Regions from separate parts of the Homo sapiens genome. Here region 2 is linked to region 1. The links are chromatin loops, found by intact Hi-C in ENCODE. Cell type or tissue: heart right ventricle. All regions are shown on one strand. Links, peaks and the distances in the headings refer to the core of each region. The heading gives the core; the rest is flanking DNA. Region 1 overlaps LINC01391 (long intergenic non-protein coding RNA 1391). Region 2 has its middle 16 kb from the start of ESYT3.

Region 1 (15,394 bases), core at 1,441-9,440:
TGGGACTAAGAGCCCCATGCCTTCGGGACAACCAGGAATTAAGGATTCTTAAAACCGAGCAGTCTTAGCAACTTTCCACTTTCTGGAGAGAGGACTCCCAGCTGTCATAAAAAGAGTGTCTTGGGTCTAGGAACCCAAAATTACATTACATTTGAGGAATCTCAGGTCCTAAGAAGAGAAGAGACCAACCAGAGGTCTTCCAGGTATCTGTGAGGCAAATGGCCTCCGAAATTTTTAAAGGAGACTTGACAGCAGCTGAGCCTAGCTGCCACTGATGCTCAAGGGAGCTGCGTAGTAAGGGAGAGCCTCCCAGGAGTAGTAAGGGAGAGCCTCCCAGGAGAAGAAGGAAGCACAGTCTGAGCTGTGCCTTTTGCCTTTTTTGTTTGTTTCTGTACCACAGAAACTGCTGCTGCACAGGCTGTTTGCCGCACAGGCTTGGTGCTGAGCTGTGAAAAGCATGTTCTGGGATCTTGTCACTTCGCGGAGGTGGCCTGTGCAGCATGAGGCAAAGACCTGGCCTGTTTAGTCAGGAAGAACTGGGTTGGAGCCTGGTGTCCTCTTTAACAGCTATGTAACCTTGGGCAAAATACCCATTCAAATTTCAGTGTTCTCCTCTATAAAACAGAAATACGTGCGTGTATCAGAATTATTAAAATAATTAAATTTTCTAATTTTTAAGTGCCCAGTTTATAGTAGATGTTCAATAATGTTTTTTCCCTTCCCCTATTAAAAAAAAAAAAGGAAGGAAGGAAGCAAAAAAGGAAAGAAGAAAGGAAGGGGGAAAAAAAACCTTTAGTAATAACTTTCTAGGATTTGACTTCCTAACCCAGCTGGCCACAGGCACCCCCTGCGAGCACCTTCCGGGGCCAGGCGCACGCGATTGCATCCACCCTGCCCTAGCCCCTTGGCCGTGGGAGTGAGGCTCACGCGGTTGCCGTTGCAGCGAACACCCAAGCCCTGAAGGCACAGCTGGTGGGCGCTGAGACCCCGCCCGGGGCTCCTCCAACCTCCCTCTCGCTTCCCCCAAAGCGGTCTTCACACGTTTAGGAGGTTTTCTCTGAGAAAGGCCGTGCTGACCCGCGAAGCGGCACCGACCCAGGGACCTACTCATAGGCTGTCCGGCTGGCGCCTCCAGTCCTCACGCGCCTCCCTCGACTGGTTGATTTTTTCTTTTTTTTTTTTTTTTTCCTTTTCTTTTTCAGAAAAGCAGAAGGTAGCCACCGGGCCAGAGGTTGCAGGGTCAGCCTGTGGGCGAGGCTCCCCTAGGCCTTTGTGGAGAAACGGGAAACCTGAGGGGCAAACGCAGGAAGCGGGTTGGGTCAATTGCGGGCGACCGAGGCGCCGCCAGCGGGTGGGGAGCGAGAGGGGCCAGCAGCCGGGAAGACCCCGGCCTGGAGCGCCTCGTGTCCCCGGGCCTGTTGGCGGCGCTGCAAGCCCAGGTCTTGGGGCGCGAGCTAAGTCCCCCTTGCCAGCTCTAAACAAAATTCGGGGGAGAATGAGTCGGCCAGTCTGGGCACAGGGTGCTCTCGACTGCCGGGCGGCGGGCGGAAGCGCAGGGGCCCTGATCGCCCCCAGAGGTGCTGAGCGCACAGGGCAGTGGCTGCAGAGCCCCGGCGCGAGGCCAACTCGGATCATCCACGTTGGGACCTCAGCCTGCCCGGTTGTCCTTAGTAATAATAATAGTATGAAACCGAGTTTTAAAAAACCTTTCCCCGCATTTTCCTCTATGTACAAGGGAGAACAAGTATTTCTAGGCAGTCAAAGAAAAAAAAAGGGCAGGATCCCAGGAAACTTTAATCTCTATGGACGAGGAGTGAAGGGGAATTCGCCTTTTGCCTTTTTTGTTTGTTTGTTTCTAGAAGAGAAAAAAAGGAAATTCGACACATATTTTTAAAAATCTTCCCCCAACAACCGCTAAAGGCTGTGAGTGTGAGCAGAGAGCCAGGAAACCGAGCCCCCGCCCGCGGTGACACCGGGCCTTTGTCCTCCTTCCTGAAGCCCCCGCGACTGCTGACCGTGCAGAGATAAAGGCCGGGTCAGGGCCCTGTGGAATCCCGAGGGAGGGGCGGCGGGGCCGTCCCATTGGCCCCTTTCAACCCCATGTAGGGGGGTTAGGTGGGCCCAGCTGATCCCCGGAACAGGGGCTACAAGGCCAGGGGCTGTCCCCACCCCCAGGCTCAGACGAGGCACGGATCTGCCTTTCCCCACCCCCCCGAAAGGCTTCTGCCGCTAAATTCCTTGCACCTTGCTCCTACCAGCATTATATTGTCCTACTTAAAGTCTCTGGAGGCGTTAGGGACAGTGGCTCCCCACCGGACCCGATCCCCAGAAATGGAATCGTGCTCAACCTCTGTGGCGACTCTGGTTTTCGCGACCGCTGGGCTCGGTTGGCCGGCCAGATCCGAACCCGTGCATCGCCTGTTCCAGCTGCGCCTCTCAGGGGCGCCTCTGTGCCTTCTCCGGGCCGCGGAGACTCCTCCAGCGCCCGGCCTCGAATTTTCTGCGCAACGCTCTCCTGTCAGCCGCACGGTTCTGCAGAGAAGGCGGGAGAGTGTTTGTGACCCTGCCCTGTAGCTTTCGGTGACTTAAAAACCCAGGTCGCTGTGGAACCCAGTCTCCACGGCATTGCCTTTGCAGGCAGCAGCCTTGGGCTTACACCTGAGGTCGTTTTCTCCACAGACACTTCTGGGTGATGCGAGTGCTGCGCAGCTCAGAACCCTTGGAAGCATGAGAGGAGGACGAGCCCGGCGGCCTGCCGGTGCGGTGATGGAGGGCTCTTCGGTAGCCACACTGCGCGCCTCCCACACACACCTTAACAGTCTTGGGGCCCCGGGCCAGCGCTGCAGCCCAAAGAGACCCTGCAGCCGCATTTTCTCCCAGGCCGTGGCAAACCCTGGCTTCGCCTCCCTTCACCATGGCTTGTGAGGGCAGGAGGCTCCCGGGGGCCGACTTCCCTGACCTGAATGAGTCAGGCACCCTTCTTTATTTTAAGTGGGGGTGTGACCTGAGGAGATAAAGGAAGGACGACAGACCTGGGGAGTGGGGCCCTGCAGCCTCTTGGGCCCGGAGCGCACTCCTTCTCGCTCCCTCCCCTCACCGGCAGGATCGGGGGTCTTGAAACTGGAGCCGCTCACCGGCCGGCGGATGAGAGATAAAGGAGCCCGGCGGCGCCGAAGCGCTGACCAGCAGACCCGGATCCGGACTTTCCCGCGCTCCAGAGCAGCACCCGAAACCCTACTTCCCAGGTGGCACCGACGGCTGAGCAGCTCCTCCGGTGCCATACGGTGTCTCCAGGCACAGACAGTCGTGCTCGCGTGTGTACTGTGCACGCACAAGACTGCAGGATGATGTCCTGTATGAGCCCTGTATTAGCCCCTTTGCTCTCAGCCAGAGGTACACGCATACGTGTGTGCATTTGTCAAGTGTCTAGGGACAGGTGTGCACCTTCACACATACGTGATGTGTATGTGCACACATTTGTAGAACGTTCTAGCATCTATCCTACAGGCACGTACAGGGCTGGCTGCTTCTAATAAGTCATCATTACACCTCGCATTTACACAGGCCTTTTCAGTTCTGGCATGATTTTCAGAATCACCCCGGGAAATACTCTCCTTTCAAAGTTTACAGATGAGGAAACAAGCAAAAAGAATCTAATGGGTACCCGTTTGCACACACTGTGAGAGAGATCGAGGCCAGCCAAAGATCCCGCCCACTGTTGAACTTGGGTGTGTTGGCCGAATGTGCTCATAGATGGGTCTGTTTAGCGCCCCAGGCGACCTCAGGTCCGGCGGGCCTTGGCTCTTCGCCAGGCTTCCTGGGAGACCCACTGCGCCGGGTGTGGGGTCTCAATTCCTGTGCTGATAAGCACTATCTTCTGGAGCTGGGTGACCCTAGTGCCCAGGGCGGGAAGTCGGGAGCTGGCCGGAGTGCCGCTGAGGCGATCCCGGCGGTTCCAAGGCCATGGCTGACCACGCGCAACTGGGTTGCAAAGCCTGGCGGGCCTCGGTCTCTAAAGCAGCCACGCCAGGCAAACGTGCGATGAAAGGATCCTTTCAGCCCACCTACAAACCCAGGAACCCAGGGTTGCTGGAGCAGTGAGGAAATTCCTGCTGTCTCGAATCCCTAGCGCCCTTACGAGACTCGGAGCCCACAATGCCCATTTTACAGAAGTGATTAGTCGGAGGCTAGAGCGGTATAGTGAGTTGCTCAAGTTCAACGCCAGTTGAGTGGCCACAGTCGGGACTGGAATCCCCAATTAAGTGTGTCTGGATCCTTGGTCCACAGTCCCTCTGCCCCCAGCAAGGATCGCTGGTCCCTCTGTCTCCCGCGCGCCCAGGAGCCATCCCGCTACTAGCCTCCGACTTCCCTCGCCAAGAATGCGAAAACTATCATAGCTCTCACCAGCATCATTTAAAAGGTTTCCACATGCTTGGAATCTGTTGCTTGAAAACAAATTCCCTGTGTGCGTTGGCTTTCTAACCCCTCCTAAGGCATCTGGTCCCCCTCCACCCTCTAAGCCCTTGCCGTCGCAGAGTGAGGCTGCCTAAGGGCTGTAGCTTGACCACATCCCGGGGGTGCCCTTGGGCCTCTGCGCCGGGCTCCTGCAGACTGAGGTCGCTGGTCTCTGGGCTCCAAGGCCGCCTCTACCCCGCAGAATCCGGGAGCTGGAAGGGAGCCCGCGGTTTGGCGAGGTCGCCGTTCGGGCTCACGGCCTCGAGGCTGCCCTCTGCTGGCACTGGGCGACATTACCACCGCCTCCCTCGGCGGCTCAGGAGCTGCACCCACGTGAGGGGTTCGCGCAGAGCCAGGCGACCCCATTCTCACTGGGTCCCCAGAGTGGCTGCCGCACCTGCAGCCACTGACGAGACCCTCCCGTATTTCTCAATCCGAGACTTCTCCCCGCAGACACCAGAGGCTCCGGTGCTCGGACCCAGGGACAAGGCAGAGAGCCGGAGCTCTGCGCTGGCAATCCCGCCGCTTTGCGGCGCCCGCCGGGATCCGCGGCCAACCAGGCACGGCCACAGGCGGACGCTGGGGGACTCCGGGGATGGCCCCAGGCTGTGTTCGTCCCCTTTACTCTCCGCCACCATAGCATTGATTGGCGCCCACGGGTCCCGATCTACCTGCCCTCCCCTTTTCAACCTTACTTGATGGTGGCCCAGGCGCTTGGCTGCCTCTGTTTCTTGTAGTGCACTTGTCTCTCCAACCAAATTAAGAGCGCCTCGACGACCGGAAGGGGCTGCTCCCTACCCGCACGGCACAGGCCTAGCTCAGGTTCTGCCGAGACAGAACTGATTCCAGAGGCCCCCATTCTTGCCCTTGAAATAAACTTTAGGCAGTGAGGCGAAGAGACACTTCTGCCTGCTGCATCCATTCTAGACAGGGTGGGGTAAAAATTACTCAGTCATCATATCTATGCATTTCCAGTGCTATGTATTAGGACTTTAACATTTTCACTTTTCCCCTCACAAAGATAATTGAAACTGAAGAAAATTGGGAAAATAAAACATTAAAATGCACAAAAAACACCAACGCGACAATAATCCCATCCCTCCTCCCACAAGGTAACCATGGTTAACATTTCGATGGCATCTTTCCAGTCTTTTATTTATATATTTCAATTAAAATAAGCCTAATTTCCATAATTAACAAATATACATAAAATTTGCAGTTTTGTATCCTGCTTGTTTAAACCTTTCGCCATAGGGTTTTTCTCCATATCTTATTCTTTGAAAAATGATTTTCAATTATTGCTTAATAATCCATCCTTTGGATGAACCATAATTTTGTTATACACCAGCACCAATTATCTGTTTTAGGCCCAGGAAAGTCTCCTTAAGCCACACTCTCTGGATCCGTCTGGATCAGTTAATATATAATCATATAATCAGTAGTTGATCAATAAATGTTGAGCCTTTCTTTTTAATTTTTTGTTGTTGTTGTTCTTTTCTTGTTTGTTTTGAGATGAAGTCTCATTCTGTCGTCCAGCTTGGAGTGCAGTGGCACCAGCTCAGCTCACTGCAACTTCTGCCTCCCAGGTTCAAGCAATTCTCCTGCCTCATCCTCCCGGGTAGCTGGGATTACAGGCGCCCGCCACTACACCTAGCTAATTTTTGTGTTTCTAGTAGAGACGAGGTTTCACTATGTTGGCCAGGCTGGTCTCAAACTCCTAACCTCAAGAGATCTACCCACCTCAGCCTACCAAAGTGTTGGGATTACAGACATGAGCCACTATGCCTGGCCAATGTTGAGTCTTTTGCTAGCCTAACAAAGAGAGTCATGGTCCCATTCTCAGGACACAAAAAATCCACCCAGATATTAGGGACTGCCTTGACCTAGAAGAGGGCCTTCTAGCCCCTGCTGCCAGCCATCTCCCTCTGCTGGAGACCAGTGTAGCTGGGGTGGTGAGAGGGACATCTTGAAAGATGGCAGGAACCAGCAATGTGTCTGAAGAGCTGTCCTAGCCTGCTTCTAGGACCAAAGCCCTGTATCCCCAACTGGCACACAAGATGATGTTTGTGACCTGGGCTACTGTGTACAGTGTCTTGTAATGGTTAGGAGTCAAACATGCCTTCATGTAATCCTGGGTCTTCCCCTTAAAAGCTGTGTGACCTCAGAAAAGCTGCTCAACTTCCCTGAACCTCATTCTAAAAATTGGAATAATAATGCCTACCACATCAAGCTTTTGTAAGTATTCAAACAAATGACACACTTAGCCTAGGGCTGTACAGATAAATTATCAATACACCATAGCTACTGCTTCTTTTGGCTCTGCAGCTGCTATTGCTGTTGTTCTGGCATTAGCTGTGGTCTTGGGGACCACTGCAATTGCCCTCTCCCTCAACTTCTGACCCCATTGCTACTGTTAAACACAAGCTCAAATCCTGGCACTAAGCCGGATCCAGGTCCTCAGGGCTGAAGGAGTCATTTCCAGCATTCTGGTTGGGCTGCTCAGGACCTTCTGACAATCAGGCCTGGGCTTGGGCTGTTTATACTAGAACCGTTAAAACAGGAAAATATGCAAACCCTTCATTCACAAGGATCCGGCTATTGTTGGGTCAGAAATGATATTTTTGTTTCTAGAGTAAAAGGTATATTTGCTGCCTTACACACACACACACACACACACACACACACACACACACACTTTTTTTATTCTTTTGGTTGTGTCTACAGAGCTCAGAAGGCAAAGTAAATGATCTGGTTCATTTGACCAGCTCAAGCAGCCAACCTGGAAAAGTCCCTTTGGCCTGATTGATGTTTACATGTACTCCAACGAGCCTGAACCTCACTGGGCTCTGTTTAGTTCATCCACAGACTAGGCCCTTATCCATCTCCCAGACAAAATGCCTCCAAAATCCATCTCCCAGAAATGATAGGTTGATAGCAACACCACCTCCATCTAGGATGCAGTTAAAGAGGAATTTAATTTTTTAAAAAATTAACCCAACCAGCCTGATCCCAGTAGAATCAACTGCACATCAAAATTTCATGGAAAAAAGTTTTTAAAACACAGATTTCAAGATCATCTTCAAACTAAACAGCTTCTGCCTCTGGAGATGGCGCTTGGCAATCTGTGTGTATCTGTAGTTCCTCCAGGTGATTCTGAAGAAGCCTGTGGAGCCACATTAGGGAATCACTGCAGTTCTCAATTGAATTGAAAACAGGTTTCTCCAGGTGGCCTCCAGAAAATGCAGATTCCAAACAGTCTTCCGTTGGGACCACATGGAATGAGAAAGAGCTTGGGTGTAACTGTGGTGGGGGAAGTGAATACATATTTGTTTTTATGTGCTTTTGATGGGCTGTTGTCTGTGCACACGGCAGGCCTCTTTGGTCACAAGTAACATAAACCCACTAGAGCTGGCTTTAAACCAAACGGGTGGCTGGGGTGGGGGGTGTTTTTATAAGGATTCATGAGTGACCCCTGGAGACCCAGGCAGGGTGGTAGCCAGACTCCCTGAAGGGCTATGCTGCAACAGGAGCTGAGGTGATGGCAAGAACCAACTTTTCCTGCTGCTCTGGTCAGGTCTCTCCTCTGCTCCATTTGAGAGAGGAGCTCCAGCGACAGCTATAATTTCTGAGTGTCAATTCAATCTTCCTGTGTGAGAAAGCTGATTGGTATCCTGGGTCAGGTACTGTCCTGGAGATACACCCCAGTCCTGTCAACTGGAGCTGAGGAAGAGGGTCTGCTGGTAGCTTCTGATGGTCGCTCCTTGTGGGAAGAGGGCAGTCATGGCACTCATGAGAGGCTAAGCAGACACCCCAGGAAGTCATTTGTTTCAGTCTAGCCTGTCCAACCACTCAATCAATAGCTCAAGGATTTTTGATCCTAGCTGCACTACAAAATTGCCTCAGGGGCTTTAAAAACCTATTGTGCCTTGGCTGGGCGCGGTGGCTCACGCCTGTAATCCCAGCACTTTGGGAGGCCGAGGCAGGTGGATCACGAGGTCAGGAGATCGAGACCATCGTGGCTAACACCATGAAACCCCATCTCTACTAAAAATACAAAAAATTAGCCGAGTGTGGTGGTGGGCGCCTGTAGTCCCAGCTACTTGGGAGGCTGAGGCAGGAGAATGGCATGAACCCGGGAGGCAGAGCTTGCAGTGAGCCGAGATCGCGCCACTGCACTCCAGCCTAGGCAACAGAGGGAGACTCCATCTCGAAAAAAAAAAAAAAAAAAAATATTGTGTCTTACCTCCATGTCTTGGGTGTAGCCAGGGTATTGAGATTATTTTTTTAAGCAATGCTGGTGATTCCAATGTACAGCTAAGGTTAAGAACCACAGCCAGGAGCAGTGGCTCATGCCTGTAATCACAGCACTTTGGGAGGCTGAGGCAGGCAGATCACCTGAGGTCAGGAGTTTGAGACCAGCCTAGCCAACATGGTGAAACCCTGTCTCTACTAAATATACAAACATTAGCCGGGCATGGTGGCACATGTCTGTAGTCCCAGATACTCAGAAGGCTGAGACAGGAGAATTGCTTGAACTCGGGGGGCAGAGGTTGTAGTGAGCCGAGATCACACCACTGCACTCCAGCCTGGGCAACAGAGTGAGACTCTGTCCCCCACAAAAAAAGAACCATGGCAATAACTAAATAGGGAACCTACAGCCAATTTAGCCATTTGCTAAAGATATAGCTTCAAAATATCCAATGAAGAGAAAAATTATTAAAATCTAATGGTTTGCACATGGCTTATTTTCATCTAAATTGTACATACCCTAGTCCAAATTTCAAATGCCATGATTATTCACATTTGACATTTTCTAAACTTCTTGACATAAATGTTATGTTAAGTTCCTTTTGTAAAAAACTTGCCTTTCTGGAAATCCTGAGGCACCAGAACATAGGATGGCTCCGCATGGCCTCAGCTGACCCTCAGGCCCCTATAGACCACCAGCCCCTTCTTTTCCAGGGTCTCCAGCTTGCCAGGGTAGTCTCAAAGCCCCCCCAAAAAAACCCGAATTACACTGATCTTGCTTGCCCCTGCCCACAGGCCTGTGCTTCAGGGTTCCCACCCAGGAGCTTCTGACACATTTTCTGGAGGCCAAAGAGGATAAACTCTACCCCTTCAGTCAAGCTGGCAAACACTGATGAAAACTTTGTCCTAGTCCAGGTGTAGTGGCTCATGCCTATAATCCCAGCATTTTGGGAGACTGAGGCAGACAGATCATCTGAGGTCAGGAGTTCAATACCAGCCTGGTCAACATGGTGAAACCTAGTCTCTACTAAAAATGAAAAAAAAAAAAATGGCCAGGCATGGTGGTGCATGCCTGTAGTCCCAGCTACTTGGGAGGCTGAAGCAGGAGAATGGCTTGAGCCTAAGAGGTGGAGGTTGCAGTGAGCCGAGATGGCACCACTGCACTCCAGCCTGGGTGACAGAGCAAGACTCCTCAAAAAAAACAAACAAAACTTTGTCCTAGTGCATGGCAGCCTTGAAGAATATCTTTATTTTGCTTTGTTTCCCTTCCTTATAGTTTTCCCTAAGCAATTAGTCAATCAACAAATAGTTCATAAATAGCTATGATGTGCAAAGCACAAGGTAAAAAAAGAAGGATCACTTCAGAGATCTTGTCACTGGGAGAAATGCAACAGCAACCCCTCTAGGCTTGGCCTTGCATGGATACTAAGGTGCCTATTAAAGGGATCTTTCCTCAGCTGTCTATTCTTTTTAGCTTAACCCAGGGCTAGGACTCAAGCAATTATAGAGGGTGAGGGATGGCAGCAAATAGAAGGGAGCTGTCCTGCCTGGCTGGGTGCAAGAATGAGGGTGGGGTATGAGGGATGCTGCTCTTCCCATGGCTGAATCACCCTGAGAGCTGTTTCCTGCTTCCAGAACCAGAGAGCACAGGCAGCACAAGACAAGACCAAACTGCCTTTTCAAAAGCGGAGAAAGGTGATCAACACAAAGACCAGTGACTGATGGAGGATGTCCAGAGAGTGGGGCTGGGGACAGATACCATGACATTTGAAACTATAGAGAGGGCTTGGAGATCCCAAATGAAGTCTAGGGCTGTGATTTTCAAAGTGTGGAACCCAAATCATCAGCAGCACCTAGGACCTTGTTAGAAATGCAAACTCTCAACCCCACCTCAGCCCCACTGAATCAGCAACTCTAGGGTGGAGCCAGCAGTCTGTCTTACGAAGGCCTCCAGGTGATCCGGATGCAAACTCAAGTTTGAAAACAAATGGTTTACTCTAGGGAAGCCCTCATCCCACACATCCTGCACCTAAAACACATGGCTGGGTGCGGTGGCTCATGCCTGTTATCCCAGCATTTTGAGCGGCAGAAACGGGAGGATAACTTGAGGCCAGGAGTTTGAGACCAGCCTGGGCAACATAACGAGACCACCCCCTCCCCGCCCCCCACCATCTCTACAAAGAATTTAAAAATTAGGCACTGGCCGGGCTTGGTAGCTCATGCCTATAATCCCAACTACTTGGGAGGATCCATGGAGCCCAGTAGTATGAGGCTGCGGAGCTATGATTGTGCCGCTGCACTCCAGCCTGGGCAGCAGCAAGACCTTGTCTCTAAAAAACAAACAAACAAAAAAAGAAACACTTTCAGGCTTTTAGATCCCTGAATGGTTTCCAAGAAGCCAGGCAGGAATTCTGATGTTACCCCAACAAGAATTGTTGCCACTGTCCCCCCAGCCACCAGTCTCCCCTTCCTACTCCCTACTCCCTACCCCTCACCCCCAAACTCCTCTTGCCAGGAATGACTGCTGGCCCAGGCCAGTGACAGAGAGCCAGGAACCTTCTCTAGAGGCTAGGCAACTTGAGCAGAAGCATCCCCCAGAGAGGCTGCCTGGAGTCCTGAAGCTGTTACCAGTTTTTTCTCACAGGCCTTTGGCAGCTGCCCATTTACCTGCCCAGGGTGCTGGGAAATTCCAGTCCCTGAGTTTTGGGGTGGGACTTGGTTGGTTCACTATAGGACAGGAGTGACCAATCAAAAACAGGCTCCAAAGGGGATGAAAGAAGCTAGGCACATGCATCACTTGTTGACTTCGTAGGTGGGGGGTGGGAGGGCTGTATTAGATAGTTTACCCACTGCAGACCTCTCTGGGACTTAGCCATCTGAATGCCAGGATAGTGGTAGTGGGAGACTCAAGGCCAAGTTGCTTCCATCTCCATATTTACTAGCTGGTTCTCAGAGAGTTTTCCCTGGACCGATAGCACCAGCATTCCCTGAAAAAATGCAAATTCTCAACCTCCACTCCACCTGCAAAATCAAAAACTCTGGAGGTGGGGCCCAGGAATTCGCCCTGTAACAAGCTCTCCACGAGATGCGGAGGCTCCCTCACTCAAGTTTGAGGACCACTGACCTTGGGGTGCCCCAACAAACAAAGGATCCAGGCCCCCGCGGGCCGTTGGCCAGGAACTCCGACTTCCCCGCCCCAGTCGCCCGGAGCCCCTCAGTGCCGTGTCTCCGTGTCCCCGCCAAAGATCGCAGGATAGGCAGGCCCGGGGCCGTCGGCGGCAGCCTCGCAGGGAGGAATGGTGGGTGGCCTTGAGATTCCTCTCTGGCTTATTTTGTTCCATTCCGGGAGTAATAATTTGTTTCGTATTGGAATCAAAGGGCCTTTCGTGGCTCTTCCGTTCTATCTCGTCAGCTCTCATGCCCAGTAGGAAGAGGCTCGGCCGCGGTGCGGCGGCTGCTTCGCATTAGGGCGAGCGTGGTCCCCATTAGGCCACCAGCTCCATGCAGAGCTTGTCTCCACTAATGGCACGCATCTGACCGGGCTCTGCGCCGCGACACCCAGGGACCACCCCACGTCCCCCCGCACTGTTACAGATGGCCCCAGAGAAAAGCGGAACTGGGTGGCTGGAGCCAGCCTTGGCAGTCCGAAGAGCTCGTGTCCACTGCCTGGAAGTCACAGCCATGAGTGACTCTGTTTAGTGTCAGACGCTGACCCCAAAAGAGGGCTACAGGCCCTTGTCTCTTCAGGGGAAGTAAATACACAGGCCCTTAGACTTTGGGACCCGGGCCTGCCAAAAGTAACTCCTAAGGAGGAAAGCATGGCAGGGTTTCCCTGAAAGGGTGAGAGGAAAATGGCTGCGTTTTACCTGTCTACCTAGCACCTGTGCCGGAGCCCCTCACAGATGATCAAGGAAACACGGTAGACCTGTTTTTCTCCTGGTTTAGCATCCATTTTACAAACAGTATAGAACATCTAATGAAGAGAATATCAAAAACAAAAAGCCATAGCCAGGCCTCCTGCCTTAATATCCCTTCCAGACAAGGAGGCACTGAAAGCAGCCCCCACCACCCACTGGGGAAGGGGATGGTGTCCTCAGCCCTGGCCAACCAAGGCCGCATGCCTTCCACACACACCTTCTTAAGGGTGACAAAGGATCTGTGCTGTGGACCTGCCAGGGTGTGGAGAAATAGGCAGACCCCTGCAACCACCAGAGCAAAGAATGTTACACAAAAGGCCCCATTGTTCGGGTCAAATTTCACACTTATTTTCTTTGATTTTATTAAATGTTTTATTGCACAAACAATATTGTAGTAATCATGGAAACTCGAAATTCAGATGGAAAGCCAATAACCATCCAACGTCTAACCACTAACAAAGCAATTCTTTTCATTTTTCCATATTGGTACACAATTCCCAGCTGTTTAACAACTGTATGACATATTATATGTCATACATATGTATATGTATAACATATTCAGCCACATGGATGTGGCCCAATTTATTTAATTCCTACATTTAGGATGTTTCCAGGTTGTTCACTACTATCAAAGGGAAACATTGCAATGGGCATTTGGAGATTTGTTTCTTTCCTTTATTTATTGAGGAATGCACATTATTTTAATAACTTTTATGTGATTAAATAGGCAATAGATATTTTTTGCAGGGAATTTGAAAAATTCAGATCATAAAAATCAGCCATAATCCCAAATGCCCTTTTGCTCATTAAGCTTTTCTCACCTCTGGGCTGGGCACAGTGGCTCATACCTATAATCCTAGAGCTTTGGGAGGCCAAGGTGGAAGGATTGCTTGAGGCCAGGAATTCACAAGTAGCCGGGGCAACATAGCAAGACCTGTCTCTACAGAAAAAAAAAAATTAATTAGTCGGGCATGGTGGCACATGCCTGTAGTCCTAGCTATTCAAGAGGATTCCTTGAGCCCAGGAGGTCAAGGCTGCAGTGAGCTATAATCGTGCCACTGTACTCCAGCCTGGGTGACAGAGCAAGACTCTGTCTCTAAAAATAAATAAATAAATAAAGCTTTTCTCACCTCTGAACTCTTACAGCACATGTTCTCTTTACCCCCATGATTTGACTCAGTTGTTTTCATCAGGTCTTACTTTGCGTTTCATGGCTGTTTGTCTTTTCCATACTCCTTAATTGTAATATTATTGAAGGCAAAAACCATGCCTTTTTCATCTGGAAATAACCATGATAGCTAGCTTTTATTTGGTGCCTATTCTATGCCAGCCATGATACATTATCTCACTTAGTTCCCACAAACTATATTTCCTTTTAATATGTAAGGAAAGTGAGACTGAGCAAGATTAAATAACTTGTGCAGGGCCCCCAGCCAGTAAATAGCACAGGGACAGAGGCCAACTCCACATTCTAACTGGGATCTTGCCACTGTAGGGATGTAAAGTAGAACTGTATTAGACAGATGACCTCTAAAATTTCCTGTGATTCATGACAATATTAATCTAGCTGTGGTTTAATAACCTGCTATATCTGCATCAATTACAATACAATACTGTGGGATTTTATTTTAAAAGGAATGTAAATAATGAGGGCTTTATTATCTCACAATAAAGAAGACAGAGATTACTGGCTGTAGGCTATAGGTACAGTCACTCTAAAACTTGGGCACAAGCCCTGCTACTTGTATCTTTTACCTCTGTGGACTGTAACAGACATCACATTCAGAATTTATTTTTCTTTTTTTTTTTTGAGACAGAGTCTCCCTAGAGTAAGACCCAGGCTGGAGTGCATTGGCCAAATATTGGCTCATTGCAAGCTCTGCCTCCTGATTTCAAGCCGTTCTCATGTCTCAGCCTCCCAAGTAGTTGGGATTTTGGGATTACAGGCATATGCCACCATGCCCAGCTAATTTTTCGTGTGTTTGTGTGTGTGTGTGTGTGTGTGTGTGCGCGTGCATTTAGCAGGAATGGGGTTTCACCATGTTGTCCGGGCTGCTCTCGAACTCCTGACTTCAAGTGATCCACCTGCCTTCAGCCTCCCAAAGTGCTGGGATTACAGGTGTGAGCCACTGCACCTGGCCCACATTTAAAATTTAAAAAAAGAAAGAAAGAAAGAAAGAAAAATTCTGATGGGAAAAGGAGCCATTTCTTCCAGACTCTTTCTTAGAAGTCTGATCCACTCTCCCTGAATCCCTCAGTAGAGTTCCCTATTCATCTCATGGGCCAGGACTGAGTCTGTTACATGCTGGTTCCTAAACCAACTGTTGGCAAAAGAATGAGACCACCATGGCTGACTCAGATAACTGGGATCTGCCTAAGAGTAGAGGCCAAGGTCTCTATGATTTTGTTGTTGTTGTCGCATACTCTGCTTATGTAATTTTTTTTCTTTTTTGAGACAGGGTCTCACTCTGTTGCCCAGGCTGGAAGGCAGTGGCACAATCATAGCTCGCTGCAGCCTCGAACTTCTGAGCTCAAGCGATCCTCCTGCCTTGGCCCCCCAAAGTGCTAGGACTACAGATGTGAGCCACTGCACATGGCCCTATGTAATATTTGAGTTACTTATATCCTTGAACAAAATCAGAGTTCCCTGACAAGGAAGAGAGGATGAAATGGCTGATAGGGAGACAGATAATACTATAATCTTAAAATAAAAAAAAGTACCAGCTGGGCACAGTGGCTCATGCCTGTAATCCCATCACCTTGGGAGGACAAAG
Region 2 (15,394 bases), core at 3,903-11,902, 520 kb after region 1:
CAGCAGCTTCACCTCTTTCTTTTTTTGAGATGGAGTCTCACTCTGTCACCCAGCCTGGGGTGCAGTAGTGCAGTGGCACAATCTCAGCTCACTGCAACCTCCGCCTCCCGGGTTCAAGGGATTCTCCCACCTCAGCCTCCCAAGTAGCTGGGATTACAGGTGCACGGCCACCATGCCCGTCTAATTTTTTTTGTGTGTGTATTTTTAGCAGAAACAGGGTTTCACCATGTTGACCAGGCTGGTCTCGAACTCCTGACCTCAAGTCATCCGCCTACCTCAGCCTCCCAAAGTGCTGGGATTACAGGTACAATCCACCACGCCTGGCCACACCTCTTTCCTAAGTGCTATTTTGGGGGCTGGATTAGTCAGGGCTCTCCAGAAAAACAGAATCATTGAATGCACAGAGAGACAGAGACAGAAATTTTAATAAGGAATTGGCTCATGTGATTATATCAGAGGTGTTTGAACCACCGCAACTCCATCTTGAATAGGGGTTGGGTAAAGTGAGGCTGAGACCTACTGGGCTGCATTCCCAGATGGTTAAGGCATTCTAAGTCACAGGATGAGACAGGAGGTCAGCACAAGATACAGGTCATAAAGACCTTGCTGAGAAAACAGCTTGCAGTAAAGAAGCCAGCCAAATCCTACCCAAACCAAGATGGCCATGAGAGTGACCTTTGGTTGTCGTCACTGCCACACTCCCACCAGTGCCATGACAGTTTACAAATGCCATGGCAACATCAGGAGGTTACCCTATATGGTCTAAAAGGGGAGGCATGAATAATTCACCCCTTGTTTAGCAGATAATAAATAAATAACCACAAAAATGGGCATCTAGCAGCCATCAGGCTGCTCTATGGAGTAGCCATTCTTTTATACCTCTACTTTTTAAATAAACTTACTTTCACTTTACCCTATGGACTCACCCTGAATTCTCTCTTACGCAAGATCCAAGAACCCTCTCTTGGGGTCTGGATCAGGACTTCTTTCCTGTAACAATTATGGAGGCTGAGAAGTCCCACGGTGTGCCATCTGCAATCTAGAGACCCGAGAGAGCTGGTGGTGTAGTTCAGTCTGAGTTTGAAAGCCCAAGAACCAGGGGAGCCAATGGTGTAAATCCCAGGCCCAAGTCAGGAAACTGATGTCCCAGCTCAGCAGTCAGGCAGAGAGAGTGAATTCTCCCTTCCTCTGGTCTTTGTCCTATTCAGACCTGAATAGATTGGATGATGCACCACTACAGTGGGGAGGGTCATTTGCTTTACTCAGTCTACCAATGCAAATGCTAATCTCTTCCTGAAACCCCCTCATAGATACACTAAAAAAAAAGTGCAACAAACTATCTGGGCACCCTGTGACCTAGCCAAGTTGATGCATGGAATTAACCATCACAGGGGCCCTCTGGGAGAGAGGAGAGATGAGGAGCAGGAAGTCCCTACTAGTTTGGTGCCACTGTTAGTTGGTGCTGGCACCCTCAGTGGGTGTTGCACTTATAGTTACGGAGGGGGACCCACTCCCCAGCACTGAGGCTCCCTCTCTTACAGAACCTTTGATCCAGGCAACACCTCCTCAAGTTGGCAATGTAGACTTCTCCCTCAGCCTCCTGGCTGTTCTTTTGCCAAGTGTGGGGATCCCTACTAAATACCACTCCCTTCCACAGCGCCCACAGGAAATATGCACATGCTGTTACCCAGTGAAGGCTGGAAATGCAGGCCTTCCTTCAGACAGTCCTCACCCATGATCTGCCACCACAGAAGGGCAGCTCCAGCCACAGCCTCTTACCCTGAGTTTGTATTAGTTCTTCTGTCCCTCAGGTCTCAGGAGACCCTCTTTTGACTTGAGGAGGGAGGGGAGGCAGAAGGCCAGATGGAGTATGCTCACTGACAGCGCTATCCAAAGATGTCCTCACTCTCACTCTTCAGCCTCTGAAGGAAACCTCAGGGTCTGAAGGGCCCTCTTAGGCTGGCACAGAGGCCAGCTGTCTCCCTCAAGAATGGGAGGACTTGACAAGCTGGCTCTTGTTCTTGGCCTTTGGGGTGTTGACCTAAAAAAAAAAACAAACTGAGACAAACTTTATATAAGTAGAGAGTTATTTGGGCCAAGTTTGGGGACTGCAACCGGGGAACATAGATTCAAGTTGCCCTAAATATACGCTCTGATTAGCAGCAGTGACTAGTGGGTTTTTTATTTTATTTTATTTTATTTTATTTTATTTTATTTATTTATTTTGAGACGGAGTCTCGCTCTGTCACCCAGGCTGGACTGCAGTGGTGCTATCTCGGCTCACTGCAAGCTCCGCCTCCCGGGTTCACACCATCCTCCTGCCTCAGCCTCCCGAGTAGCTGGGACTACAGGCGCCCACCACCATGCCGGGCTAATTTTTTGTATTTTTAGTAGAGACGGGGTTTCACTGTGCTAGCCAGGATGGTCTCCATCTCCCGACCTCGTGATCTGCCCTCCTTGGCCTCCCAAAGTGATGGGATTACAGGCATGAGCCACCTCGCCCAGCCAATTAGTAGGTTTTTAAAGGAAAAGAAGAGGCAGTTCCTAAGTTGTTTACCAAGAATTTACATTAAAATAACATAAGCTACTGATTGGCTGCTATACACTGTTCTTTGTTATCACAAATTCCAAGAACATGAAGATTAATGGATGAGGCAGCTAGTTAGGAACAAAATGCCTTTAAACAATCACTCCAGGTGGGCATGGAGGCATGCACCCATCCCCTCTGTGTCACTGAAGTCCCATACTCATGTCTCTCTGGGGCTGGTGAATTTTGCAAACCTCACATAACTCACACTGCTCAGAGTTATTTTTCTTTCCTCAGGGGCTTATGCCAAAACTCAGATATGAGGAAGAACTGCTTTCAATATGGCAGATTATTCCTTTTATATGCTGTCAGATTTATTAGTATTATAATGTTTACATCTATTTTTATAAGTGAAATTTCTCATTTATTTTCTCTGCTTGCTTTACCAGACTTTGATGCTAAGGTATTTCTAGTCTTACTAAATGACTTTGGGACTTTTCTTGCTAGTCTTTTATAGTTTGAATAGTAAGAGAATTGTTTCTTTGGGGGAGTTAAGTAAAATTTAGCAGTAAAATAATCTCAGGTTGGTGCTTTGTGAAGTGATAAATCTTTAACACATTTTCCACATTTTTCTATTATTGCTGAACTGTTCAAGTTTTCTACTTCTTTCTGAGTCATGTTTGGCAATATAAAATGTTATCAGAGAATCATGTCTTCTTTCTAGACTTTCAAATTTTGAAACCACCTTTGCAAAAATTATAAGAGCGAGAAAAATTATAACAGTGAGCTGATTTAACCCCTCCCCTGCCCCCTGGCACCCATCTTGCCTTTCCCTAATTGTTCCTGGGCTTTTGGGCCCAGCTAACTTTGAGAGATGTTTAGGTTATAGTTTAAATGATGATAGCCTTTCCCCAAAACTCAACCACCTTTGTAAAGCTAATGAAAGACCATCAGCCTAGGGGGCAGAGAGGAGGCTGATTCTGCTAAGGTGTAGACATAGATCGTCAGCCATTCCTGCAGATCACACCACTATTGTAGATTTGCCTTTTGCGATACCTTTTCAGGTTTTTTGCATGTCTGACACCCATGGCTCCACCTGGAACCACCAATTCTGCTCCTGTGGCCCCACCCAGAAGTGATTCAGTGCCTAGGAGGACAGCTTTGACCCCTATAATTTCATCTCTATTCCAACCAAACAGCAGCAAGCCTAGCCACTCCCACCCCTTCCCCCAGACCGCCCTTGAGAAAGGAGCTTTGGATGAGATTGATTTGAGTACTAACTCCATCTCCCATGTGGTATGGCCAGCTTCATGTCTACTAAACTGTTTTCTTTGCTGCAATGCTGTGGTCTTTCTTTGTGCAGCAGGCTGGAAGAACCCCTCAGGTTACAATTTGTTGCCACAAAATACCACATCATATTCTTGAATTAGTTTCCTGGGATTGTTGTAACAAATTACTGCAAACTGGGTGGTTTAAAACCACAGAAATTTATTCTGTTTTGGAGGCCAGATGTCCAAAATCAGGGTGTTGGCAGCATGGATCCTTCTGGAGGCTCTGAGGGAGAACCCACTCCATGCCTCTTTCCTGGCTTCTGTGGCTTGGCAATCCTTGGCATTTCTTGGCTTGTAGATGCATCACTGCCACACCTGCCTTTGTCTTCACAAGGTATTCTGCTCTATGTGTTTCCAATTTCTCTCTTCTTTCTCTTGTAAGAACACCAGTCATTGGATTTGGGGCCCACCATAAATCCAGGATGATCTCATCTTGAGATCCTTAGTTCTATCTGCAAAGACTCTATTTCCACATAAGGTCACATTCCTAGGTACTGGAGGTTAGGACCTGGGCATATTTTTGAGGAAAGAAAAGGACTCTCAGTGGAGGAATGTGAGCTCTTTGAAATTATTAGGCCCAGAGAAGCATTAAAATAAGACAGCAATCACGCCCTACTCCCCACTTTGAGCTGTGTAAGTGTAAACCAAAAATAAAATTCTAAGCTCCCAAACTGACTGACTGGATCCCTCCTCTCAGCCAAAGGCATTCCAAAGTCAGTATGAAAAAGTAGTTCAGGCCATGATGGTAAGGATGGGTTGGACATGCCTCACTATACCCTCCCCTCTTTGGAATTCAGGCACAGCCAATCAGCATTAACCTTAAAACAGAGATATTAAGAGTGACAAAACAGACTCTTTGTAGCAATAAGATACCAAATTCCAGACTGACTCTAGTATAGCATCACATGACAGATAAAGGCCCTGAAAGAAATCAAAGTATTTTACCCCAAAAATATATTTCTTTTACATATATTTTTTTTGAGATGGTTTCACTCTCGTTGCCCAGGCTGGAGTGCAACAGCGTGATCTCTGCTCACTGCAACCACCACCTCCTGAATCAAGTGATTCTCCTGCCTCAGCCTCCCAGTTAACTGGGATTACAGGTGCCCGCCACCACACCCGGCTAATTTTTGTATTTTTGGTAGAGACGGGGTTTTGCAACGTTGGTCAGGCTGGTCTCGAACACCTGACCTCAGGTAATCCACCTGTCTCGGCCTCCCAAAGTGCTGGGATTACAAGCGCAAGCCACTGCGCCCGGATTCTTTCACATATTTTGAAATAACCCTGCAAAGCTGTCTCTTGTGGGGAAAATCTATAGAACCCTCTTTCCTTTCCAGGTCTTTTCCTGATCCAGGAGAGTTTAACTAAGATTCTGGCACCTTTTTAGTTCTGATTAGAGACATTTACCAGCTATTCTCTCTGAAACCTGCTACTTGGAGGCTTTGTCTGCATAGTAAGAACGTTGGTCTCCACAATCCCTTCTCTTAACCCAGTTACTCCCTTCTATTAATTGCAGGTTTTTAGATAATAACTCTTTCAACCAATTGCCAATCAGAAAATCTTTGAATCCACTTGTGACCCATAAGCCTTCTCCCTTCAAGTTGTCCCACCTTTCCAGACCAAACCAATGCATACCTTACATGTATTGATTGATGTCTTATGTCTCCCTAAAACATATAAAGCCAGGCTGCAGCCTGACCACATTGGGCACATGTTCTCAGGACCTCCTGGGGCTGTATCATGGGCCTTGGTCACTGACATCTGGTTCAGAATAAATCTCTTCAAATATTTTACAGAGTTTGGCTCTTTTCATTGACATGCATCTCTTGAAACTACTTGCTAGGGCCACAAGTAGCTATAAATTAACCTATAACCCACACTCCATAGCTTAACAATGTGTAGCCAATCATTAATCAATGTTATTTCTGTAAGCCCGTGAGAATTCCTGTCATCACCTAATGGGTTCTTTCTGCCCATTATACAGACAAAACCAATTCACTGAGACTATGGAATTGCAATACAGAAAGAATTTAATTGACATGAGTCCAGCCACACAATATGGGAGATGGAGTTATTACTCAAATCAATTCTCTGAACATTTGGAGGCTAGGATTTTTCAAAGATAGTTTGGCAGGCCAGGGAATGGGTGCTGCTGATTGGTTGGGGACGCAATCATCAGGGTGTGGAAAATGGTCTTCGTGCATGCTCAGTCAACTTCTGGGTGGGGGCACAGGACCAGTTGGAGGGTCTAGGTGGAGCTATCATTTGTCAGAAATGCAAAAACCTGAAAAGACATCTCAAAAGGCCAATCTTGGGTTCTACAAGAGTGATGTTATCTGCAGGAGTAACTGGGGAAGTTGCAAATCTCGTCACCTCTAGAATAATGGCTTGTAATTGTTTACGTCTACACCCTACCAGAAGTCAGGTTCCCCTCATCCTTCTAACCTGGTGGTCTTTCATTAGTTTTACCAAGGTGGTTTAGTTTTGGGCAAAGGCTGTTATAATTTAAACTATAAACTAAATGCCTTCCACAGTTAGTTTAGTCCAAGTCCAGGAATGATTAAGGGCAGTTTGGAGGTAAAAGGGAAAAATGGAGGTTGGTTAGGTCAGATCTCTTTCACTGTCATAATTTTCTTACTGTTATAATTTTTGCAAAGGTGGTTTCATTCCTGACAAACAACTTTGTACAGTCCACTCCCTGTCCCCTACTTTGCCTTTAAAACTCCACTTGCAATTGCTGCTAATTGGAGTGTGTATTCAGGGCAACTTGTATCTATGCTTCCATGTTGCAATCCTCAAGCTTGGCCCAAATACACTCTCTACTTATATTAATTTTGCCTCATCTTCTTCCTTTTAGGTCAACATCTTCTTGGGGCCACTGTTCAATCCACTACACTTCTATTTATAGAATCATGACAATTTGGTTGACAGTTTCTGAGAAACATACAAGTTTACTTGTAATTACAAAAAATTAATTTTCCAGCAGCTTCCAGCATCAAGAGAGACTTGTTTACATAATGCACCAGATCCATTTTCACAGGAAATAAGTCTGTCTTTTCTCCCTTACTCTGTGTATGGAGGATCTGGATAGCAATTCTGAGTTCCATGAAGCTCTTTTCTTGGAGGGGAGTGGCAGGGAAGGAAATTAACTCTTCACACTTTCTGCCAAAAGCATATCTGTCCATTCGAGATTGTGAGCTTCCTTAAGTATGGGGCTGTACCTCTCAATCCTCCAGGTACCACACCTGCTCCCATCCCAGGCCTGGTCCTTCCTCAGAGCAAGGGCTCTCAGTGACATTGCATGTGTGTGCATGCATGCGTGTGTGTGTGTGTGTGTGTGTGTGTGTGTACATCTGCATCTCTTCCTCTCCTCTCTATAACAGGATCACCTCAATGTCTCCTCCTTCCTTGGAGGAGAAAAATATTACAGCTGTTGGAAACAAGATAGCTCATGTAACTTGATATTTTGTGGAGACAGCTGTCACAAGTCAGGGTTCTATTTGCTAAGCAACTGTAATGAAAACATTACATATTTTCATCGAGATTAAAAACTAAGACACAATAGCTTTGAGCACCATCATATTGGAAAAATGTGGACCACAACTGTGTCAGGTGGTGCACTACATCACCCACCAACCACACCACTCTTGGAGATGATGAGTTAGACCCACCGGAGTGCTGGAGGGAGAGATTTGGCACCATCTGCAGAGACGAATCCTGCAGCCACAGAAGAAGGGAAGAGGGCAGGCCAGTGGGTCTCATACTTCCCCGCACAGCAGCTTCACCTAGAGGGTGTATTAATGCACAGCTTGCTCGACCCCAACCCAGGGTTTTGGATTCAGTGGGAGTGTGGGGAGAATTTGCATTTCCTGTTAAGTTCCCATGAGATGTGTTGCCCTTGTCCTGGAACAGCACTTTGAGGACCACTGGCCCTAGGTGAGGCTTTGGAAACCGCCCTTTTAATAAGCTCCATCTGTGATCTAAGGCAGCATGCCCTCACACGACATGGCCAATGCTGGTTGCAAGTGAGCAGGCCAGAGCCCAGAGGTCAGGGTTTGGGGTCTCCCAAGGTAGAGGCCATGGTAGGACTGTGTGTGTGTGTATGAAGCCTGTGAAAATGGAGCCAAGAGAGTCTTTCTGAAAGCCCTTCCTGGGAACCCCACAGTCCTTGTGTCTACGTGGAAGGCCGGAAGCAGATGGAGCAGCCAACCCCTAGAAGGCACTGGAGGTCAGCCGGGAGGGGTTTGGGGTGGCTTTCAGCAGGAAGCACCCAGAAAGAGCTGGACCTTCGTTGGGGTAGTTTAGACCCAGCGGGTTCATCAGACAGTTCCTGAGAAGGTTCCTCGGCCTGGTGCTGTGCGAAGCATTTGGCAAATACAAATGGTGAACTTGCGGAGATCCAGACCCTGGGCCCCCAGGGTGCACATTATCTGCATATGGGCAGTCCTAGGGCAGGAAATCCTAGAGAGCTGGGCTGAGAACAGGGGCCAGTGGGTGAAGGAGCCTGACTTCTGATATCCTGCTTTGGAGGAGCTGCTGGTTCTCTCCCAGGCCTCTGGGGAAGCTGGAGGGCTTCCCTACAAATCGTGCGCACAGAGGCAGCTAGAAAGGGCCTGTCCGTTCTGTGATGCTGCCATCTGGTGGACGAGAAGGGCACTGGTCCTGCTTCCCAGGTGTTGGGTTGGCAAGGAAACCTCAACCGGGATAGTATCTACTGCTGCTGCTACTAGAGTAATAATGCTGATAATGCTTAAACATTTTTTTAAAGCAACTGTGAAGGAGCGAGCCCACCTACTATTCTAAGCTCTTTGAATGTGTTAACTCATTTAATCTTCACAACATCTCAAAAGTAAGTAGGATGTCCATTTTTCAGAAGAGGGAACCCAGGCCAATAGAATTGGAATAACTTGCCCAAGGCCACATGGTGAGGAAATGTCCTCTGATCCTTGTCTAGGGTTGGCATGGAATGGATCAGACACATTTGGGTCTGAGTCCTCGCCTTGAAGCTCGGTTTCTTTCTCTGAGAGAATTTTACTGTCCCCAGCAGGATGTAGTGAGGATTCTCAGCATGTACCTTGGCTGCTGTGAGGACCAGCAGGTGCCCCTCACACAAATGTCATGTCAACAGGTACCCCCCCGGGCTGTGCAGCCATCTGGCCCTGCCCAGCACATAGTGAGCCCTCACTCAGAAAGTAGCATTTCAGCTCTTTGCCTAAGAAAAAGAGGCATCACCTATCTCCTTTCCTAATCTTTGATACTATGCCCCTCGCAAAAATGTGTGTTACGTCTGAAGAACTTCCTTGCAGAGGTGGGTGTTACGAAGGGAGAGGCATTAACACTGCTTGAGCTTCAGATGGAGGTTTGGCCTTTACTTGGGAAGACAAGTAAGTTTGGTAGACAATGGCGAGAAAGCCTGGCTGGATATTTCCCAAAGGGAGGGGAGCACCCTACCCCCGTCACCACCACCCAGTGCAGGATGGAGGCACTGTTTTCCTCTTGGCTTCTACCTGGGCATGCTGGCCTGGGCTGGGGGTGGCAGGGGGGTTCGTTGTTGACCTTGACCCAGCAGATTCCGTGGGCTGTGGCACCAGGGTGGTTAGAGAAAATGGGATCTCAGTAGCCCAAGGGGAGAAAGTGAAAGAAAAAGGAGGAGGGTTTGTAGAAGGACTGAGGATACAAAACTCTTGTGAAAATTGGTCGTACAAATTGTATCGTTCTTATCATACCCAATTAAATCAGAGTAGAGAGTCTGGGGGAAAACACACCCAGGGAATATAACGTTGCTCCAAAAATGTAATTCTCTGCAAGCCTGGCTGCCGAAACTGCCTGTTCTCATAAACTGAAACCAGTTTTGTCTAATGGCTACTGAAACAGCCTGCTGTTATTCTAAGACTAGTTTTAACCACTGCCATCACTCACCAATCAGAACTTCCCCGAGACAGGGTCTCACTCTGTCTCCCAGGCTGGAGTGTAGTGGCATGATCATGGCTCACTGTAGCCTCAACCTCCTGGGGCTCAGGTGATCCTCCTACCTCAGCCTCTCAAGTAGCTGGGACTATAGGTGTGCACCACCACATCCAGCTAATTTTTAAATTTTTTGTAGAGATGGAGTTTCACCATGTTGCCCAGGCTGGTCTGGAACTCCTGGGCTCAAGCAATCTGCCGGCCTTGGCCTCCCAAAGTGCTGGGATTACAAGTGTGAGCCAACACATCCAGCCATTTCTCCTTTTTATAAAACCTCTAACCTTCTCTTTGTTCTTCGGAAGTTCTGAAGATCACTGGCCCTGAATTGCAATTCTTGCTTCCCAAATAAAATGTTAAATTTAGAGATTTATCTCTATATTTTTATTTTGACTTTGACAGCCTGAACTTGGGCTGGGAAAGGAGAGAATAGTCAGGCTGAGGGTGTTTGGCTCCACACCCTATCCTTAGGAAATCCATGGTGAACTTAGCATAGGGAAGAGTATTAGTGAGAGGATGAGCAGGGAATTTGGGAATAGCCTCCTCCCCAGCTCATAGCTCTGTAAAGGGAATTCCCCATGTGGCTCAGAATCAGCAAAAAGATTGCATTCCAGCCACAGGCTTTTTGATGAGGTCAGGGTATGTTATTGAAAAAGTGGTGTTGGGACAACTGGCTTAACACAAAGCTAAAACACCCTTCACACCTCACTCCAGAATAAATTTCCAATGAATTAAAGTTAAATTAACAATAGGCTAACCATGACAGAGAAACGACTATGTGCCAGTTATTGTTTCTAAAGCTTTCCATACATTAGTTTACTTAATCTTCAATATAATGGCATGAGGTATAGACAATTCCATTCCCTTATTTTATGAATAGAAAGTCATCTGGGTCAGACATGGTGGCTCATGCCTGTAATCCCAGCACTGTGAATAGCTGAGGTGGGAGGATCCCTTGAGGCCAGGAGTTGGAGACCACCCTGGGCAACATAGTGAGACCCATCTCTAAGAAAAAAAAAATAGCTGTGTGTGGTGGCACATGTCTATAGCACCAGCTACTAGGGAGGCTGAGGCAGGAGGATTGCTTGAGCCCAGGGGTTCAAGGCCGCAGTGAGCTATGATCACCACTACACTCTAGCCTGAGTAACAGAGCGAGACCTTGTCTCTAAAAGAAACATTAAAAAAAAAATTTAAGGTGTAACCCTAAAGGTATTCAAAGGAAATAATAATAATACTTGGATGAGAAAGGATCATATTAGCATTGTACCAAAGACAAAAACGATAAAGGAGTAAATAATAGCTTTGGACATTTAAAATTTTAAACATCTATAGTATAAAAATAAATCAGTAATACAATAAAAAAGGAAACTACATTCTAAGGGAAATTTTTGCAATAAATATGACATATAAGTGGTCAATAAACTGAATACATAAAACCAATAAATAAGAAAAATGAAATTAACAGAAAATTGAAGAGGGCATAAATAGGCAGTTTATAAGGAATAAAAATGGACAAGTCTTCAAAAGTCCATCTTTACTGGGGTCAAAGAAATAAAAATAAAGTAGAAACTAGATGCCCTTCTTTTGTGTTTCCATTAAGCAAAGATTTTTAAAAAGACGCTACCATCCAAGGATGATGAAAATGCATGAAACAAACATTTCTTCTGCTGTTCACGTTTGTGGTATAATCCTTCAGTACGTGGGTACAGCATCATTTATCTAATCATTCTCCAATTATTGCTCACTTAGATCCTTTAACGTTTTGTATCTTATGAATGTGAAGATCACCTTTGTTCATCATTCTTTGCATCTTTTATTACTTCTTTAGGAGAGGGTCCTAGGAGTGGCATTTTTAGGAAAGAGGATTTTAAACCTCTTGATACCAGATGCCAAATTGCTTCCTGTGAAGGCTGAATCTGTTTTGATTGACAAGGGGAGCTGGGCAAGAGCAGAGCTTGGAGTAGCCCGGGGACCCAGGAGAGGAGGGCAACAGGAGGCTGTTTTTTCGGTAAGAAGCATCTGAGGAAAGGAGAAATGAGTCAGGCAGGGGAGAGGTGGCAGGGCAGGGGCTATGGTCAGAGGATGGGGGAGGCTAAGCCTCCTTGCTGAATGTCCAGCTCAGAGCCTGCCCCACAAGGGAGGCAGAGGGGGTACCGCTGGACAGGCCAGCTTGGCCTGGGAGACGAGCACCCCACTAACTAAGGGGGGTGTGCCTAGCTCCTCCAAGCCTTAAATGACGTGACCCGTGCAAAGCACAATGACTGGTACATGCTGTTTGAGTAAATGGTGGCTGGAGTTACTAGTAGACACTCCAGAATCATTTACGGATTCGATTTTGGAATCCTGGCTAACATTTAAATAGAGTTTCGGTGTGCCAGCCACTATTTTGAAAGTATATGCAGTCATGTGTTGTTTGATGATGGATATACATTCTGAGAAATGCATCCTTAGGTGATTTCATCATTGTGTGAACATCATAGAGTGCACCTACACAACCCTGGATAGTAAAGCCTACTACACACCACGGCTCTATGGGATAGCCTACTCCTTCTAGGCTACAAACCTGGACAGTATGTTACTGGACTGAATACTGTAGGCAACTGTAAGACAATGGCAAGTATTTGTGTATCTAAACATAGAAAAAGGACAGAAAAAATAGGGTATTTTAATCTATGGAACTACCTTTGTATATGTGGTCTGCCCTTGACCAAAACATCCTTATGTGGCACATGACTGTATCTAATTCAACAATAGCTCAATATCCCTAAAATAAGTATGTTATCATCAATCCAGTTTGACAAATGAGGCAATCAAAGCATAGAGAGCTTGGACACGTTACCGAAGGTCATCAGCTGGCAGCATTGCTGGGCCAGACCTAGGCAGCCTATGTTCTTACCGCACTCCACACATCCTCTGTGCACCAATAATACCAGAAATCTCAGTAATGCCAGCCACAAAGAAGGAACTAGAAGTTTGGATGGTTTGGAGGAGGAGGGGTGGTGGGGAAGAACTATCATATTAACAAGAAAGTCAGTTGTAGTGCCTTGCATCACAGGGTCCATTTCCAGCAGCCTCAGCCACCAGGCTGACTCTAAGGAAGCAGGGCCAAGGTCAGGGCCGAGGGGCCTCCCAGCTGTGGGTGCTCCCCTGGGCTGCAGTCCAGAAGCCCCCAGACTACACATGAGGCCTCCTGGGTCTTACTCACTGGGCTAACTGCTGGGTTGTCCTGGCCTCGACTTCTCAGATGGAGCTGGGAAAGGCAGCTGGAGGAAGAGAACTGGAGGTGGTGTCCAAGGCCACAGCTCAGGCTGCCCCTGGAGGAGGCCCAGTGCAGACACTCTGGAAAATGACTGTCACTGATGTTCAAAATGCTGCTGTTGAGTCATGCAGAGGAAGTTGATCTGCATTCAGCTCACTTGGAAGAAGGCAGGGACGTGTGAGACACATTGAAAGATTTTCCTCAAACAAAGTTAAAATTAAAAAGGGGCGGGGCAGCTAGCTGGGACTAGCTCAGTCCTCAGTGTGGCGGGGCTGCTGGTGAATGGAGCGTGGGCTTCCAAGTCAGAACTGGGTGCACGTGCAGGCTCAGTCACTTCTGGTTGTCCCTGGACCTCAGTTTCCCTTTCTGTAAAACAAGCATCACATCACCTACCTCTCAGGGAAGCCATGAGGTTTAAATAAGGTAATATGTAGAAATAGCAGGGTGCCTGGTTTACAGTAAGTGCTCAACAAAACGTTAGCTGATAACTAGTTATTGTTGTGCATTTATTTACTGTATGCCAAATCCTCTGTTGAATGTGTAATGTGGATTACCTAATTCAGGGTTCTTGAAGTGTGGTCCCAGACCAGCACTATCCCATCAACTGGAAACTTGTAAGAAATGCAATTTCTCAGGCCCCAGACCTGCTAAATCATAAAAGCCTGTGTTTTAACTCCCAGGTAATTATGATGATGATGATTGCTAGGTCGAGAACCACCAGCTAATTTATAGTTCTTAGTACCATTATTATAGAACAAGGTGAGAATTTTATTCTTACCAGTAAGGTGACCAATGGTCCTGGTTTGCCCGGGACTGTCCTGGTTTTAGCAATGAATGATCAGTGTTTCAGGAAACTCCTCAGTCCTCAGCAAACTGGTTTTGGCCATCCTATTAAGAGCTGAAACCATATTTCATTCTAGGAAGAGATTATGGGATTATGGCTAAAGAAAGCAAATGAGGTTTAGAGAATCTAAAGGGATGGGTGTTGAGCTTACTGGGTGGCTGGTGCTGGAGAAGACAGGTTGGTGGAGGGTCTGGCATGGGGTGAAGGCCAACTGAGAGGCCCTGACAGCAGAGGGACCATCCCTGTGACCCCCAAGTCCCCAGCAAAACTCAGGAATGGTTATTTTTTCAAGGGACACGGTATCCCTAGGTTGCCCAAGCTGGTCTCAAACTCCTGGGCTCAAGCAGTCCTCCTGCCTCAACCTCCCTAGTAGTTGGGATTACAGGTGCAAGCGACTGCACCTGGCTAGGAATGTTTATTGAGAGTGAGTTTTCTTTGTAGAAACTGAGGCAGGGGCTGAACGTCAGAGTGAAATGGACAGAAGTGGAGGTCCCTGTGAGAACCTGACTTGGGAGAACTGTGTGAAGTCTTCAGTGGGCCTTGGGACTGCCACAAACCATAGGCTTGGGAATGGAGAAGGATAGTTTGAGCCAATCTGATTTAGATTTTAAGGCCTGGAGGCCCCTGTTGAGATCTGTAATAATTATTAATTCATTTGATAAACATTCAGTATTAACTTTGTATCACCAGGCCCTTCCCTGGGTTATGGATATAAAAATGGAAGAGATGTGGACAAATGAGATATTACAGTGGACTGTGACCAGAAAACCGACAAATCAAGCTAGACTCTGAGGGGACCCACTTTAATGAAAATATAAGAATCCCCCACGTTAATGAAAATATAAGAATCCCCTATGGTCAAGTGTCCATTTACACATCAAGGGCTGGGAAACTGATCCTTTATAGGAGTGGCTTTACAGACAGTGGCTACTCCAGGCAGCTGTTTTTTTAGTAACCCATGATCACTGGAAGGCATGGTATTCAGGAGATGAGATTAAAATGCAGCCCAGCTAGTGGGCTCAGCTCTGGCGGCACAGTAGAATCACCTGGGAAGCTTTAACATCTTGATGTCCGGGCCCTAACCTAGACCAATGGCACCAGACTCTTTGAAGGAGTGGTCTGGGCAGCAGAATTATTTTCCAGGCTCCCTGAGTGATTCTATTGTACAGCCTGAGTTGCGAACCACTGGTCTAGGTGGTTACAAATTCAAATTTGAGTCGATGGCATTTGCCTTCAAGTGCTTTTTTGACATTCCTCCCATCTCTCCTCTGCTCCCGTTGCCCAGCTGGGCTCCCATCCTGGTGATGGGTTGCCAAGTAGTCCTGGAGCTGCCACAGCACCCTGAATTTTCTTTGCTCTTTGCTAGTTTTGTACCAGGGTGTTGAGGGCCCGAGAGGCAGGGGGTGTTAACCACAGCAGGGGTGGAGATGAGGGAGTCATGTGCGTTACACGCTTAGTCACGCTGGGGAACT

The links. Hi-C counts contacts between places; a loop is a spot of excess contacts. Peaks named below come from ENCODE experiments on the same cell type or tissue, not always from the same donor. Only the 100,000 strongest peaks of a DNase experiment are listed, where the experiment ranks them.
Region 2: it touches region 1 in a loop (4-fold over the local background); 57 of 110 quality-filtered maps call a loop at or near these places.

Annotation. Positions count from the first base shown.
Region 1 is chr3:138,925,722-138,941,115 of GRCh38, reverse strand. LINC01391 (long intergenic non-protein coding RNA 1391) reads left to right here. Exons shown (of 3, transcript NR_121649.1): 3 at 2,680-5,927. Among named protein-coding and RNA genes, the nearest start is that of LINC01391, 11 kb to the left of the region's middle. RefSeq lists an enhancer at 4,575-4,869. In heart right ventricle, for the core only: CTCF peaks have their summits at 4,546 and 4,745 (motif pointing left); a DNase peak (open chromatin) is centred at 4,735; H3K4me3 peaks cover 1,514 bases; H3K27me3 peaks cover 5,489 bases.
Region 2 is chr3:138,410,810-138,426,203 of GRCh38, reverse strand. No RefSeq gene overlaps it. Among named protein-coding and RNA genes, the nearest start is that of ESYT3, 16 kb to the left of the region's middle. RefSeq lists enhancers at 12,579-13,079, 13,080-13,580. In heart right ventricle, for the core only: CTCF peaks have their summits at 8,307 and 8,510 (motif pointing left); a DNase peak (open chromatin) is centred at 8,473.